Regions from separate parts of the Homo sapiens genome. Here region 1 is linked to region 2. The links are chromatin loops, found by intact Hi-C in ENCODE. Cell type or tissue: Caco-2. All regions are shown on one strand. Each heading gives the region's core, and the rest is flanking DNA. Links, peaks and the distances in the headings are about the cores only. Region 1 holds the start of MIR630 (microRNA 630). Region 2 overlaps HEXA (hexosaminidase subunit alpha).

The links. A loop is a pair of places that touch in the nucleus more often than their neighbours do. Peaks named below come from ENCODE experiments on the same cell type or tissue, not always from the same donor. Only the 100,000 strongest peaks of a DNase experiment are listed, where the experiment ranks them.
Region 1: a loop joins it to region 2, with 8 times the contacts of the local background. A loop is called at or near these places in 5 of 110 quality-filtered maps.

The regions. Positions count from the first base shown.
Region 1 is chr15:72,581,452-72,589,789 of GRCh38, reverse strand. ARIH1 (ariadne RBR E3 ubiquitin protein ligase 1) reads right to left here. Exons shown (of 14, transcript NM_005744.5): 13 at 7,603-7,715; 14 at 1-6,582. The coding sequence ends at 6,498. It overlaps MIR630 (microRNA 630), which reads right to left and starts at 2,573; the gene lies at 2,477-2,573. In Caco-2, for the core only: a CTCF peak has its summit at 3,942 (motif pointing right); no DNase peak of the experiment used is centred there.
Region 2 is chr15:72,337,935-72,346,262 of GRCh38, reverse strand. HEXA (hexosaminidase subunit alpha) reads left to right here. Exons shown (of 14, transcript NM_000520.6): 12 at 1-28; 13 at 713-817; 14 at 2,123-5,339. The coding sequence ends at 2,186. Among named protein-coding and RNA genes, the nearest start is that of CELF6, 22 kb to the right of the region's middle. RefSeq lists an enhancer at 3,406-3,905. In Caco-2, for the core only: no CTCF peak of the experiment used is centred there; DNase peaks (open chromatin) are centred at 3,662 and 4,669.

The sequences.
Region 1 (8,338 bases), core at 307-8,306, 240 kb before region 2:
ACTAAGTAGCCACGAGTATCTACCATATACCAATTCATTACATGTATTTAAAAAATTAAAACTTCAGGGCATTTCAGTTTTGTCAAAGACGATTTCCATGATGTGAACCCAGCGAACTATGATCTCCAAGATCTCCTTCCCGATTAAGTTAAGCTCTCAACACCCATGTTTGTATTGATGATCCTGCCCCATGGATCTGATTGGTTCTGTCTACATGTGTCAGGAACAGTTAACATGTAATACCTGGAGCTATGGGGTAACTGACAGGAAAAGCAGCAGTAAGAGCTGTAAGAGAATGATGTACAGATAGTAGACAATACCACTTTAGGGGTCCAAAATGGTTTTCTAGTTCCCAATCTCATCCTGCCTTTGGGAGTCTCTGAGACAGCTCTGTATCCTTATCTTTTGCCCAAGTTAGCACTGGTGTGCTTATTATTGTAACTAGGTTTTGTTTTCACATGTTCTTTGATCCTCACAATATTCCTATGTAACAGACAACAGCAGCATAATAGAATGAACATATGGAATCAGACAAGCATGGCCCTGTTATACACTCAATGTGTAACTTTTGAGTAAGTTAGTAGTATATGAGTGTCTTTCCTCATAAAAATAGGGTAACAATGCCCATTTTGCTTTAGGGCTGCTTGGAAGATACAGACAAAAGTAAGGCATCTGGCAAAAAGCACTCAACAAATTACAGTTCCTATTAGTATTCCCATTTTACAAAAGGGAAATCTATGGCTGAGAAATACCAATATTCTTACTACTATACCACACTTGAAATAAAAATACAAGATTATCAAAAGAATGATAGACATGAGAAACTTGTAAACTCTTAAGTGCTCGTGGAATTGTGCAGACTTGACGCAACTAGCTTTAATGACAGTTTTGCTTATAACCACTCAACTTCCTTTGCTCAGACTCTGTATTATTTTCCCTAGATAGATTTCTCCCCCTTGGTAAGAGAATGTACTGCCAATCAACATGGCTGCTTGTCAGTTCTACTTCTTGGTAAGACTTTTAGTTTTGTGATTTTCTCCAAGGTGGACCACTTACCAGAAAACCAACAAAAAACCAAATTGGGCACTGCACACCAGACCCTTGGGAGGCACCATTCCACAAAACCCACTCAACTAGGGCCTCCAGTGAGGCCCTATTCTGAGCCAGTCAATTTGCCTTGAATCATTTTGTCCCTTATGATCTGGAGTTGCTCGCCTATATTCTCTTTTTGCAACTATAGAAGGCAGTCTAGATCAAGGATCTCAACCTAGTCTGCATGTGAGAATCACCGGCTGGAATTAGGGGTGAGAATGCGTAAAGGGCTTTACAAAAATTACTGATGCCTACCCAAAGCAATTAAATCATAATCTCCATAAAGTAACACTCAGGCACTAATATTTTTTAAAGCTTCTCAGTGATTCCAATTCGCAGTCAAGTTTAAGTATCACTGGTCTAGGTAATGCCAGATGGACAGTGGCATTGTTGCAAGCCAAGACTAGTAGAAGCTGGGAAAAAAAAACTGCCCATGGCCGGGTTTTCTTTGGCCCACATTTAATTAAGAGAATTCACATGAAGTCTGGATTTCACAGGCTCCTCTCAGAGCCCATCTACTCCAGGGTACTCTATTTCTAAAATATTTACTTGGCTCTTGTTGACATTTCAGTTTGAGACTCCTGGATTACTTGAGACCCCTGAATTACTATGGTAATAAGGTTGTTGTGGTATTGATAGAGCTGCTACATATCAATGTGTGACTGATATACAAACTTTAACTGGCTCCTACCCTGAAAATAGTCCTAAATAAGCATATCTGTGGCCCTAAATGATAGCCTGAAAACTGCTTTTCGCACATAACTCATATTATTTTTTCCCATCCTAAATGCTACCGCCTAGAGAAAGGTCAACAATAGTTGCCTTAAAAATTGGACTCAACTCCACACAAAAGCAAAAACTAAAAACCTAAAAGTTGTCTGTTTACTCCCCTGGTAGGCACTATTTGATTGATATCCAACTGAGTATTTCTGAGTTGGCTATTTGATCTTGGGTAACTACAGAAGCAAAATCCCTAAAATAAACCAGATATAACCAACTTTATCCCCAAAGATATATGAAAAATCTGAGGGGCCCACTTATCTTCCTGTTTCTGAAGGAGCCAAAATTTTCTCATAAAACTCACTGCTTATCATCTTTTTAAAGCCTCAAAGGCTGAGATCCAATGGATATGGGATGTTCTGTGCATCCTGTAACAATTTCCTGCAGACTATCCAAAATTCTTTACAATGGAAATTCATTTGAATAACTAAACCAACAACTGCAAATTACTTGGGTACTATTAAGCAAATCATACTAAACCACTTATTCTCAACTACTGTGTTGCAAACTGCAACAAATGAAAGATCAGAGATAGTATAGAGCAACCTCTAACAGTAGCAGTGATAGGCATTTATAATAGTCTTTAATGTGGTTTAAAAGTACAATATAGTTAAGAACTACCTTCCCTGGTACAGAATACTAGGTCATTCTGTGACCAGAATAACAAAATATGATACAAAGAGGTAGCATGATGTTAAGTTTCAGGTAGAAGGAAATGAAAAATTGAGGGAGTTATTTAACCTCAGTGAGCCTTATCTTCCTCCTTTATAAAAAATGGCAATTTCTTCTCCACTTGTTTTAGACAGTAAGTTGAAGTGCTTTGAAGAGGAAAAGTGATAAACTCCCATAATTACAGATCCAAATAAGAGTAAATTAAATTGTCCTAAAACCTGGACTTGGCCAGAGTATCAATGACAAACGATCTTCAACTTTGGGACCTTCTTTAAGAAAACTCTCCCTTCATCCCTATATAACAGTATCAGCTTTAAGAGTGAGCTAAAATGAAAGTAATGTAAAGGAGTTTTGAGGTTAGCTAAGAATGACTTTTAAAGTATTTTCTTTAAAAAAAGTGGCATTCAAAGAGCTATTGAACATTTTTGTATCACTGTTACAACACAAACAATTTAAATTCAATATCTGAGATGCAGAAATTGGAAATCTTTCAGAAAATGCTCTGAAAGCTTCATTAACCAAGTTAAATGTTGGGGGAATGGGCTCATTCACAGTTCCCTGCAAAGAAACAACCAATTTTTGACATTTTATATTAAGTGGGAACAGTGAATAAGGCACATAATACGGGTGGCTATTAGCCACCTTTAGTCATTTTTTAACTATAAAAATAAACATAAGTAACTAATGGAATAACAAAATAAAAGTTTATTTTATTAGAATTAGGAATGTTCTTTCCCTCTGGGCAACCTGAACAGTCCAGTTACAATGAAATCTAAGAACAGTTATTTCCACAGCATAGGGTGCTCTATGCACAAAATTACAGGGTTAGGAGCATTTAATCAATTTACCATTCTGATTGTCTCACCAACCCACCCCATCCCATCCCCCAAGTGCTCTATTACCGGGGTTTGTAGCTAAAATAATTTGTTACATTAACTCCTTTTCCCTCTTCTACTAAATTTCAGTTCCTAATCATGGTTGAACCACTTTATTACACAGCAGATTCAACCATTTCAAATGAAGTCAGCCAGTCTTGGATCTGTTGTATATGGGTGTATGTATACACGTGTATCTAACATATTTATTTAAACACACATAAAACACATACAATCTGGGTTGTGGAAAATTACAGATAATTTAGTCTGATATTATATGCTACTCAATTTTACCACTGTGGTTTGTGTCCTGAGCTTTGGATCAAAATTTTATTTTAAATCACTGAAAGTCCATCTGCTGCTGAATGAATTGTTCAAATGAAGCATGCACTTTTCAAAAGACAATGAAACTGACCTCAAGACATGGAGACCTTGGTGCTTACTGTGAATAGATCCCTCAGATAAGACTTCTGTAGGTGAAACAGGGAAGCTGTCATGGCTTGCCTATCCCAGCTGGGGGCACTGAATCTACTAATAACACAAGCAATTCACTCTGGGAATTCTGTCAAATATGGTGGTATCTGTTAAAAGCTTGGAAGTAGAAAAGGGCCAGTTCATCTTGATCATACAAATTAGGGAATGCACCCACAACTGCAATACCCTCAGGCAGTATGCCAACATTGAAATAGAAAGCATCTCTAAAAAGCACTGTTCCTCCATGGGTGAAGACTGGTATTAGGAAGTGCACACACAATTTTTGGGTATTTGTTGCAACAGGAACACGTGGATTTATGACACTCAAACCTAGACACTGCAAAGTTAACTGGTAAGATTTTTTTTTTTTAAACACCACACATACACAAAGCATTTTAAAGGAGCCACATATATCTATATAGCAACTCTGACTGCTTTTCAAAGTTACCAGGGAAAGGAACTTATTCAGGCTTTCTTTAAAAAAACTCCTTAGTTTTAATGTATATCTTTTTAAGATTGATGCTGTCATTTGAAGTAAAATAATGTCATATGGATAATGGGGGAAGAGGGGAGAGAGACGAGAAAATGGAAGAAGCAGACACTGAGTTCAGATTTGCACCTGAGGTGGCAAGGGAGGAAAGGAGAAAAGGTACAGGTAAAGTTGATCCTAAAGCGACAAGTGGTTTAAGGAAGCAGCATTTATACTCAGCAAACATTCACTGATTTTTGATGGGAAAAGAACAGTTGCCAGTAAATCTCCTGTAACAACCTTTTCTAAAAGGAAAAGTAGGGTTGATTCAGCAAAGCCTAACTTAGGCAAAAGGCCAGAGGAAAGTGAACCTACTTCCCAATGGAGTAATAGGATGTACAGTGTAAGAGCAGACAAAGCTGCCTCACAAATGGTAAACACTCCCTAGGCAAAAGACATTTAAAGGAAGACGAAGAGGTCCTCAGCCTCAACTGGTATTTCATATTTAGACCTCTTAATCTAGTTGCCTAGTTCACTCTGCACTCCTGTATAAAACTGACAGATTTACAGATGCTGACCTATTGAAAAATACCACAGCCAGAATGGCCTAAACAGGTATATAGTTAATACAACCACCACCATCCTTTACTTTTAACATAGCTCTTAGTAGGAATTTCATAAAAATGGACATCACAGCTAAAATGCATTATTAATTCTCCTATCTGCTGACAATAAAAAAGCAGCAAACTCAGTGATTTCTATTTAAATGCACTAGATGGGAATATCATGTTCTAGGGGTGTTTGCCTTCAAACCAAACCCACAGCAACACACACAAGCAATTTCGGTATCCACCATTTTAAATTCACAATCTGAGACTAAATGAATGGCTATTTATATTTAAAGCAAAACATTCTCTTTGACACCCTAATGTAGAGAAGGGGTGAGCAGACGAGCCATAACTAAAATCTGAAAAGCAGCAATTAAGGGAAAACCAAAAAGTAAAAGAAATTTTAAAATGCTTCCACTGGATGCGACAGGGGACTTAAGAATGCCTACAGCTGTGTGCATAACATGGGCACACAAAGGCTTGGGTAGAGGCATGATGCCATGGAGGGGGATTAGGTTGGGACAGGTTAATTCATGAGCTGTAGCAACAAAACTCCCTGCTGTACCCCTTAATCAGGTCATGGCATTAGTCAGAGCTTGACCTCCCTTGTCCCTGATCAAGAGCAGGAATTCAAGGCATGAGGCCCATGGCCGGCAACAGACATACCAACACCAGAAAGGGCAAAATAACCTCAGGAAAGTGAAAGAGCTCTAGATAGGTCTTCCAGAGGTGCTAAACCGACACACCTTTATCCCAACCCCAACCCGGGAAAGATAAGCAAACTGAAAGAAAATGCACAGCAAATAGACATAATCTTGAAGATTTTTAAAGAATAAATATTTTTTTGTAATTAAACATTATGCAAACACGTGCCACGCTTGCTTTGTCCATGCATATGCGCTATATACAATTTTGAAAAATACTGTGTTGTCCTCTTGTTTTAAAAGTCATATACAAAGTTTTTATGTTTTTCGTTTGTTGAATCCTCTTGCTGCCTACCCCTTTCCCCATCCCAAGATTTTCTTTACAAGGAACTAAGCATCATTCACTCATGACCTTGGGGTATGAGAGAAAGAGAGTCAGTCTGTGTGTGGGTGTATCTGTATGTGTAGGGGAGGAAGGGGAAGAGGTCCTTTACCAAAGTACAACAAAATGGCTGGTTTGAACATGAAAAGCAGTGTCAAGGAGCTGTTTGAAATTTTAACTGTACTACACTCAGGAAAAGGAAAAAGAAAAAAAAGGAGTCAGCTTTGAGAATGAAGCTACGTTACAAGTTAAAGTTGGAGGGCTTTTAGTGTGTCTGTCACACTTTTGTTGGTGGCCTAGAATACTGTTGTACAATGGTTTATCTACCTTTTTATTACAATATAATTTACTTAAACTTTCCATTAACAAAACAATTCTGGTACTACAGACCAGTGGTGTCAGAATAGGCTTAGTGCCTCCTTGTTTGTGTTTGTTTTGTTTTAATTGCATGAGCACTCTAGATGGTAAAGTTTTCAGAGTTCATTTTATGCAGGGCCATTCTCAGTCCTCAATGTACTCCCACAGATCTTTTTCATAGCCTTCATGCACATGCTGTAACAAAACCCTTCGTCGACTCTCACAGTATCTGTAATCAAAGAGAAAAAAAAAAAAACTTGTTGTCAGCCTCTAATAATAAAAAAAGAGGCATTTACTTATTTTTAAGGCATCCCTATAGTTTATCCAGACTCGGAACCAAGCACCTATTTTTTATTTTAATAGGCACATGTTCAGGTCTAGATGTACAGACACATCAAACTGCTTCTAATATTAAAATGGTATTTTCTGAAAGCCATGATTCCATGGGAATTAATTTTAAAGCAATAAAGTGTTACAAGTTCTGATGGACCTTAGAAATCATAATTCAATCCCACAGTTCTGCAGATAAACAGGTTCAGAAATAATTTCATGGGTTCTTTATTCACGTCCTTAAAATCTCTGTCAACTGTAAAAGTACTGTAAACAAAATATGGTAGCTAAAATTGGCTAAGGGAAGGGAAGATATTGGTTAGGACTAAATCTCCAAGTCTTCCAAACTCCCCAAGTTTCCTACAACTTTCAAAAGACACTAGCATTTGTCACTTTGGGAGAAAGAGCTTCATGTTGAGAAATAAAACATTTTGCATCTCTAGCTTAAGAGGCGGCACATCTTGAAAAATCGACTCCTAGGACAAGTATCTCCTTAGATTAAAAAAATATATATATATATATGTAATAAAAACTCTAAAAAGTAAGTTTCCATAGCTCATTTGTGAATAGCCATGACCCATACATAGGATTCTCAGGCTAAGACCAACATTCAATTCTCACTCTCATCCTAAAGGCCACTTGGCCTTTTTGGATTCTTTCTTCCTTGCAAGGTAGCAACTAAATAACTGAACAGAAGTGGAATTAGCCAATAGAATAAATGGCTGAATTCCTTCTCTATGTATGCTTCACCAATACTATTACCTGCAATTTAGTGCCCAACGGACAGAAGCAATCTGTGAGAAACATGGCAAAAGCTCAGTTGCTGGATATGCTAAACCCAGTTTCACTATCACTGAACTTTACCAGTAAGGATCATCACTGGCAGAAAGTTTTATTCAACAGCTTAAAAAAAAATTACCTGTACTTGTCTTGTACTTTCTGCTTTATATCCTGCAGAGAATCTTGGGAAATATCTCGTTCAAGGTAGCCCGAGAGCACCTCTGTGGCATTCTCTAGATCTGCTTGGTTATTCTGTAAGAAGAATGAAAGTAAATTTTGGCTTCAAAATAAAGCTAAAAGATAAACCATTTTCACTGTTTTGTTGACTACAGACTGCTCTCAACACTCATTCTGTAACTTTCATAGGTGGTTTAACTGCACCTGTAAAGCTCTATGGGCTTTCATCTCTAATAACTTGTTTGTTCTTTTCCAGAACAATTTTTTAAATGTTAAAAGAACGAAAGATTTCACCCATTACTTTTGGAAGAATACTGAAGACCATTTGAAAGGATTTAAAATGTCTTTTGGAATCTTCTCGTTCTGAGAGCTGCTCTTTGCTGAAAACTCAAAGGTAAATGAGAAAAAATAGAAACCTATTATTGCTTACATCTGGCTATACTTATTTCTTATAAGAAAACACTGTATGGAAGATTCAAATTGTATCATCCTTTACCACTATGGCTAGTTTTGTACCTGTTACCCAACTGAAGTCCCATCTGCTAGTCAGTCTTATTGTCTAGTCATATACAGATATCAATGTTTTATGCATCAATTTTAAATGAACATCTTTACTTGAGAAAACCTTTACTGCTAAAAGCTGGCTTTTTAGTCATTATTTCTCCACTAAAGATAACCACCACATTAACTTCTAATAT
Region 2 (8,328 bases), core at 1-8,000:
ACAACACAAACCTGGTCCCCAGGCTCTGGTAAGGGTTTTCGGGGGGGAGGTGGAGGGTTGGGCCTGAGAGCAGGAGTTCTCCCTTAGAGACCCAATCCCATCTAGCCACCTCTGGACTAGTACCCTTCTTTCAGGCCTGAGAGAGAGCAGGCCGTGCAACGAGCCTTCTGAAGATTTGTGTGCAATATTCACTCTCCACATGACTTCCGTCTATATCCCTCCAGCTGCCCTTTGGTATGTGGGATAGGGATTGTTAACCTTACTTCCCAGAGAGATAATGAGGCCTGGAGAACATAGGTGAGTTGCTCAAGACCCAGCACAAGCATCCATGATTCCTGTAATAAGGCTTCCCTCTGCTGTTTTCACTGCAGCCTTACCAAGTATGGTTGGGTGTGCAAAGTTTACATTTTAAGGACCTCTGCTGCTGCCACTGTCATTGTGGTTAATGATGGCTTTAAGGTTTATTCTTATTCCCATATCTTTGAGAGAGGAAGAGAGTGGGATTGCTACCCACATTTTAATGAAGGTGGAGCTGAGCCGTAGAACTCTCTGGGAGCCATCCAACCTGGCTGTGGCTCATAACAAGGTATTGATCACTTCCTTTGGCCTGAGTGAGTCCAGGGTGCCTAGACAAGAGGTAGCAGCCTGTGGATGTCCAGCACCTTTGCAGGGAATACAGGGCCCAATCTGGCACATGCCCCTTTTCCTCCAGGCCCAGAGCAGGGGCTGTTGCCGAAAGGCTGTGGAGCAACAAGTTGACATCTGACCTGACATTTGCCTATGAACGTTTGTCACACTTCCGCTGTGAATTGCTGAGGTAAGCAAGCTGTGGGGCCTTCGCAAGGCGGAGCAGGCCAGATCCAGGGCTGGGGAACCCCTTAGAGAGAGGAAGACAATAATTAACAATAGCTAACACTTACAGAGGCTTATAGTCAGCCCTCATCCACGGATTCAACCAACTGCGATAAAAAGTATTCAGGAAAAAAAAAATACAACAAAAAATGGTACAAATAAAAAATACTGTATAACAACTATTTACATAGCATTTATATTGTATTAGGTATAAGTAATCTAAGATCATTTCAAGTATATGGGAAGTTGTACATTGGTTATATGCAAATACTATGTCATTTTTATATAAGGGACTTGAGCATCCTTGGATTTTGGTATCCACGGGGGTCCTGAAACAAATCCCCTGTGGATACTGAGGGACAACTGTATTTTGTGGCAAACACTGTGCTAAGTTTGTTACAAATATTGTCTCATTTAGTCTTCACCACAGCCCCATGAGACAGGTGCATTTTAGAGATAGACACTGAAGCACAGAGTTCAGGACCTTGCCCAAAGTCACTAAGAAGCAGGATTTGAACCAGGCTGACTTACAGGATGTCATGACACCTTTGCCTCTGTCAGGGATGTGCCTGTGTAAGATAGTCATTTCCCTGATTCCTTCGTTGGCTAGGTCTTGAGTACTTGGGGGACATAGCCTAGTGCAGAGCAGAGTCCTGGGCTGAGAGTCAAGCATGATGGTGTCTAAGCCTCAATTATGTCATTCACTGGGTAACTTCCAGCTGGTTCTCTAAGCATGTTGCTTACTTGGATGATAAGGGAAGCATGCCTAGAGGTCCCCTAAGGAGATTGGTCAGGTTATAGACTGAGACCCAAGGACAGGATTTCGCATCCATGTTCATGGACAGGACAGCACCTAAGTCCCCCAGTGCCACCATATTTACAGCATTTTAGAGTCAGGAACAGAGGGCTAAGTAGACCAAGAGCATTGGCTGCCTTTCAGACATCCATCTATATTCTAAAGGGATTGAGTTATTTGGGGTTAGGGTACAGAGATGGGCAGGATATAAATAGATGTCGCCAACGTTTCTGGATCTCCAAGACCTGTATCAGAATCACCTGAGGCACCTGTTCAGCTTGCAGATTCTTGCCAATACTTTGCCCCACCCCAGGTGAGAATCTCTGGAATTGAGATTCCCAGGTGCATTTGGTGTACAGTGACAGTTTGAGAGTCACCGAAATGGGGAAGGAGAGACTGTTGACTGGTGTGAAAAGTGTTGCTGGGGCCCCTTCTGAGGGGCTTATCTTGCCATTTCTTCATGTCCTCTTGCAGGCGAGGTGTCCAGGCCCAACCCCTCAATGTAGGCTTCTGTGAGCAGGAGTTTGAACAGACCTGAGCCCCAGGCACCGAGGAGGGTGCTGGCTGTAGGTGAATGGTAGTGGAGCCAGGCTTCCACTGCATCCTGGCCAGGGGACGGAGCCCCTTGCCTTCGTGCCCCTTGCCTGCGTGCCCCTGTGCTTGGAGAGAAAGGGGCCGGTGCTGGCGCTCGCATTCAATAAAGAGTAATGTGGCATTTTTCTATAATAAACATGGATTACCTGTGTTTAAAAAAAAAAGTGTGAATGGCGTTAGGGTAAGGGCACAGCCAGGCTGGAGTCAGTGTCTGCCCCTGAGGTCTTTTAAGTTGAGGGCTGGGAATGAAACCTATAGCCTTTGTGCTGTTCTGCCTTGCCTGTGAGCTATGTCACTCCCCTCCCACTCCTGACCATATTCCAGACACCTGCCCTAATCCTCAGCCTGCTCACTTCACTTCTGCATTATATCTCCAAGGCGTTGGTATATGGAAAAAGATGTAGGGGCTTGGAGGTGTTCTGGACAGTGGGGAGGGCTCCAGACCCAACCTGGTCACAGAAGAGCCTCTCCCCCATGCATACTCATCCACCTCCCTCCCCTAGAGCTATTCTCCTTTGGGTTTCTTGCTGCTTCAATTTTATACAACCATTATTTAAATATTATTAAACACATATTGTTCTCTAGGCACTGTGGTAGTGGGTTTTTTTGTTGTTTTTGTTTTTGAGACTGTCTCAAAAACTCTGTCGCCCAGGCTGACAGTGCAGTGGCACAATCTTGGCTCACTGCAGCCTCTGCCTCCTGGGTTCAAGCGATTCTCGTGCATCAGCCTCCTGAGTAACTGGAATTAATAGGCACGTGCCACCATGTCCATCTAATTCATATATATATATTTTTTTTTTCTGAGACGGAGTCTCACTGTCACACAGGCTGGAGTGCAGTGGCACGATCTCGACTCACTGCAAGCTCCACCTCCTGGGTTCACGCCATTCTCCTGCCTCAGCCTCCCCAGTAGCTGGGACTACAGGCGCCCGCCACCACGCCCGGCTAATTTTTTGTATTTTTAGTAGAGATGGGGTTTCTCCGTGTTAGCCAGGATGGTCTCGATCTCCTGACCTCGTGATCCGCCCGCCTTGGCCTCCCAAAGTGCTGGGATTACAGGCGTGAGCCACCGCGCCCGGCCGAATTCATCTATTTTTAGTAGAGATGGGGTTTCACTATATTGGCCAGGCTGGTCTTGAACTCATGACCTCAGATGTTCACTTGTCTTGGCCTCCCAAAGTGCTGGGATTAGAGGCGTGAGCCACCGCACGCGGGCCTGTGGTAAATTGTTGAATTTGAAGGACTCAGAGGCCCTGGTCAATTCCAAAATAACGTAGGCGACTTCCATCCCCCTCCTCCCAACCATTTTCAGCCCAAAGCATCTTCGCAGGGAATGGATGGCTGCGCGGAGGTGGGCGGTGGCTCTGGAGAGGGTCTTTGCAGGTGTGATTTTCTCTAGAAGGAAATGTCTCGTCGTGGACCCAGACTGCCCCCTCCTGGTTTCAGATGCAGAAGTGATACTGTAAGCCAGAGGCGGGGGCAGTAATGCATCGCAGCCATTTTAGGTGAGGATTTCCTTGGCGGTTATTTGTTAAGTTCTTTGGCTGGGCCCTGGGCTGGGGTAACAATGGACAGGTTCCAGGCATTTTTTTCAGAAAGCTTCCAGTGTAGTGGATACAGAAACTTCAGGAAGGCAGGGCTGAGAAGGATCTGAGTAAAACTCGGTCCTTCAACACCATCCTTCAGCCCCTGGGTCATGTTCCTTCGAGGTCCTGGTGGGAGGTAGACAAGCCTAGCCTTGTGCTGTTCCTGTAAGGACAGGGTGGGCATTTTCTACCAACAGAATTCTTGGAATTTTCACACAGCCCAGCCTAGCCAAGTCCAGGGCTATAGCCCAGATACACAAGTTAAGGTCCCAGCACTGGCACCCACCACAGGAGCCCCCTTACCTCTATTACCCAGAAGCTTGTAGGAGGGGTGGTCCGCAGACAAGGACCCTGCACAGGTGCGACCCTGCTTCCCTCCTGGTCATAACTTTCATGTTACTATTGCTTGGGATAATGTTAAGTAAAAATAGCAGACACTGAGTTTTAAGTCTCAAGTGGATGAAGGCAGAGATCGTGATACACTTGAGTTAAAGCAGTAGGGTTCTGTCATTTTCTATTCCTGTTGTAAACATTTTCTTTAATGTTATTATTTTTACCACTAAACTAACGTGGCCTGGTCACGACTTTCATTGGTAAAGTGTGCTGTTCCTCACCCTCCACCGTTGCTCCTTTGGTCCACTGATCATAAGAGCATTTACCTGAAGGTCGTCAGACCTCGAATGCCAACAGGTCAACTGCAGTGGCCTGCAGTTACCACCCAGTCTGTTCCAATGAACAGAATCGCTGTTGCCCCAACTCATCTCCCTTCACCTAGGCTGTAAATTGAAAGTCCCACCCCTGAGCGGAACACAGGCCATCTTGTGTGCTGTGCACCACCAGGGGGTGGGGAAGTTTCCAGACTGACTTCCTGGCTCCAGTCATCCTAGGAAAAGAGTTCTCCAGTCGCTCCCCACCCCCACCCCTTCCCATTCCAGGAGTCTATTAAGGAGGCAAAGCAGGCCTAACGGGTATCAAAGCAAAGGAGTGAATGGAGACTGGGAGAGTCTTCAACCTCTCCTCTCCTTGGTAGGAGCTGAGGCTGCATGCCAGGTACCTTCCCTTCGAGGAATCTAATAAAGCTAGGTCACTGGTGTTTTCAGGTGCTTCTCAAAGGATTGCCGTAGGGGTAGGATATCAGGATGTGGGAGCACAGGTGCCACCACAGCACTAGTGATGGAGAGTCATTGCCCCTAGACTTCTGGGACAGTGAGACTGTGAGGAAAGCTGAAATGATACTGGGAAAGGGTGAAAGAAAGGATGTAGGTGGAATTTATTTAGTATTAATGTAGGTACACATACCTTATGGCAACATTCCTAGCACTCTAAATTCTAGATTTGTATAGTTTCTGTCAATATCTTTTGTAAGCTTAATCAATACAGGGCATGACAAGTATGTGTCACATACTTTTTTTTCCACGAAGAAAAAAAATAAGTAGGAATTGGGTGCTTTGTTTATCAAAATTTGTATTTCCTTTATAAATAAACTTTGAAATAAAGGTTGAAAATTAGTATCTTTTCTAGCCGAGCCACCATTGTTTTTAAAAATCCTCTTTGAAGCAGGTGTGTGTGTGTGTGTGTGTGTGTGTGTGTGTGACGTTTTTCAACAAAATTTTTAAAAATCGAAATGTCAGGGTCAGGTGCAGTGGCTCATGCCTCTAATTCCAGCACTTTGGGAGGCCGATGTGGGAGGATTGCCTGAGCTCAGGAGTTAAAGACCACCCTGGGCAACATGGTGAGACCTGATTTCTACTAAAAATTAAAAAGATTAGCTAAGAATGGTGGTGTGTGGTTGTAGTCCCAGCTACTCAGGAGGCTGAGAAAGAAGGATCACTTCAGCCTGGAAGATTGAGGCTGCAATGAGTCATGATCACACCACTGAACTCCAGCCTCAGCAACAGGGTGAGACCATGTTTCAAAAAAAAGAAAAAAATTTAAATGTCCAGGAACCTTGCTTTTTTCACAGTAATTACTGTACTCTAACCACACCCATGTTTAGTCTAAACTATCCCAGTAAATACTCCTATTTTTTAGTGATTTCAAATGTTTCAAACAACAGAAAAGTCTAGAAAATAGTAAACAGTGTAACCACCCAGCTTTGTTGCATCTCAGTAGTCATATTTGCTTCAGATTTGTTTTTTTTAAACAAAAAAGATGAAACATTATTAATATCCCCCTTCCCAATGCTATTCCCTTCTCCAAAAACAACTGTTTTCCAGAATTTCTTTTTAATCTTATTTCCTCTGGAGAATCTGATACTTAGCTGTGATTTTTTTCATCACTTAATAAATTCTTTATGGCTCACTCTTTATAGCAAATTAGAAAGAGATGTTTTGGAAGCCACTCAAAAAAGGGAGTGTGTGTGGGAAAGGAGGAAGAGCAGCTGGCAGGCAGACACAGATGGGAAGGGGTGCCATGCTCGCTGGTGTGCTGCAGAGTGTGTGAGTGAGAGCGTGTGTCTGAGTGTCTGGATGATCTATTATGAAAGAGGATATTTGAACATAGGAACTCAACTGCTGGTGTTTATCTAGACTCACATGAGTCAGAAATCTGAATGAAGATAGATGTGGAGATCCAGCTAGGAGAACAAAAGTGCTTCGTCATTTTTATGTGCTTGCTGTGTCAGGCACTTTTGTTGTTTTTTTTTTTTTTTTCTTTTCTTTTTGAGATGGAGTTTTGCTCTTGTCACCCAGGCTGGAATACAGTGGTGCAATCTGGGCTCACTGCAACCTCCACCTCCCGAGTTCAAGCAATTCTCCTGCCTCAGCCTCCCAAGTAGCTGGGACTACAGGCATGTGCCACCACACCCTGCTAATTTTTGTATTTTTAGTAGAGACGGGGTTTTACCATGTTGGCCAGGCTGGTCTCAAACTCCTGACCTCAGGTGATCTGCCCACCTTGGCCTCCCAAAGTGCTGGGATTACAGGCTGAGCCACCAAGCCCGACCTGTCAGGCACTATTATAAGCACTTTACTGGATGTTAATGTATTTAATCCTCATCCCAACCAATGTGCTATCAATATTATCCTCATTTGACAGATAAGGAAACAAACATAGGAAGGTTAAGTGACATCTATATGGTTACACAGCTACGCTGAGTCCCGATTAGCACTGGGGAGTTGCAGGGCATATGACTCCTAACTCAGCTACCTAACTCTAGCCCCTACTGCCTTCAGCCACTGTCCTGGGCTGCCCCACGTCAGACATCTTCCTCCTCTCGGACACCAAATACAGACATACAGATAAAGCTAGCAACTCAGCTATTTCTGGGCTCGAATCCATTTCTTCTCCTATGTTTAAACAAATAAAATTAAAACCTCTCAGTCCACTTTTATTAGTCAAGCTGCCTGAAACAGTTGCAAGTTTGTCTATTTCACCACTTTGCATTCAGCCCTCATGACCCCACAGTTGGGCTGTAATCCTCATAAGGGCCGCTTCCACTAAGGCCAACAATAACCTACATGTTGCCAAATCAAGGGACATTGCTCAATAATAAGGAAAAAAATTACTTGATCTTTTCGCATATTTTTGAGATTTTGATCCCTCCCTCTTTGAAATTCTTTCTTCGCAGGCTTTTGTGACACCATTCTTTCCTGAGTTTCTCAATGTCTATCACTGACTCCTTCAGTAAACTCTCAGCCCATAACCAAGGTTTTGTCTTCTTTTTTTTTTTCTTCTTTGAGACAGAGTCTCGCTCTCTTGCTCTATTGCCCAGGCCCTAGTGCAGTGGTGCAATCTCAGCTCACTTCAACCTCCGTCTCCCAGTCTCAGGCGATTCTCCTGCCTCAGCCTCCTGGGTAGCTGGAACTACAGGTGTGCACCACCACACTCGGCTAATTTTTTCGCATTTTTGTAGAGACAGGATTTCGCCATGTTGGCCAGGCTGGTCTTGAGCTCCTGAACTCAGGTGATCCACACACCTCAGCCTCCCAAAGTGCTGGGATTACAAGCATGAGCCACAGCACCTTACCTTTCCTCTTATACTTTCTTCCTAGTGATCTCATTTAGACAGTCTTAGTGTGCAGTCTTACACCTGGACAGCCATAGATAGATAGGTAGGTAGGTAGGTAGATAGACAGATAGATTAGACAGATAGATAGATAGATAGATAGATAGATAGATAGATAGATAGATGATAGACTGACCGACAAACATATATATAATATATGTATGTGTATTTCCTCTGGGGTCCAAGCTCAGGTAGCCAACATCTTCATATCATCTGAATGTCCATTACGTACTTAAAGCTCATGTCCCAGGCAGAATTCATCTTTTCATAGCTCCCCACTCTATTCCTCCTGTATGACTATTCTGCTGGTCATTAGAGCCGAAGTCTGGGAATCATCTTTAACTCCTTCCTTCCTGTCATAATTGTCACCACAACATCCCTACTCTGTATAAATAACTCTTAGATTCATGTACTCCTCTCTATCTACACTGCCACCATCTTTGTTTAGGATCCTAATGAATGCATCTGCCTCAGTTCTTCCAGTCATCTTTTTA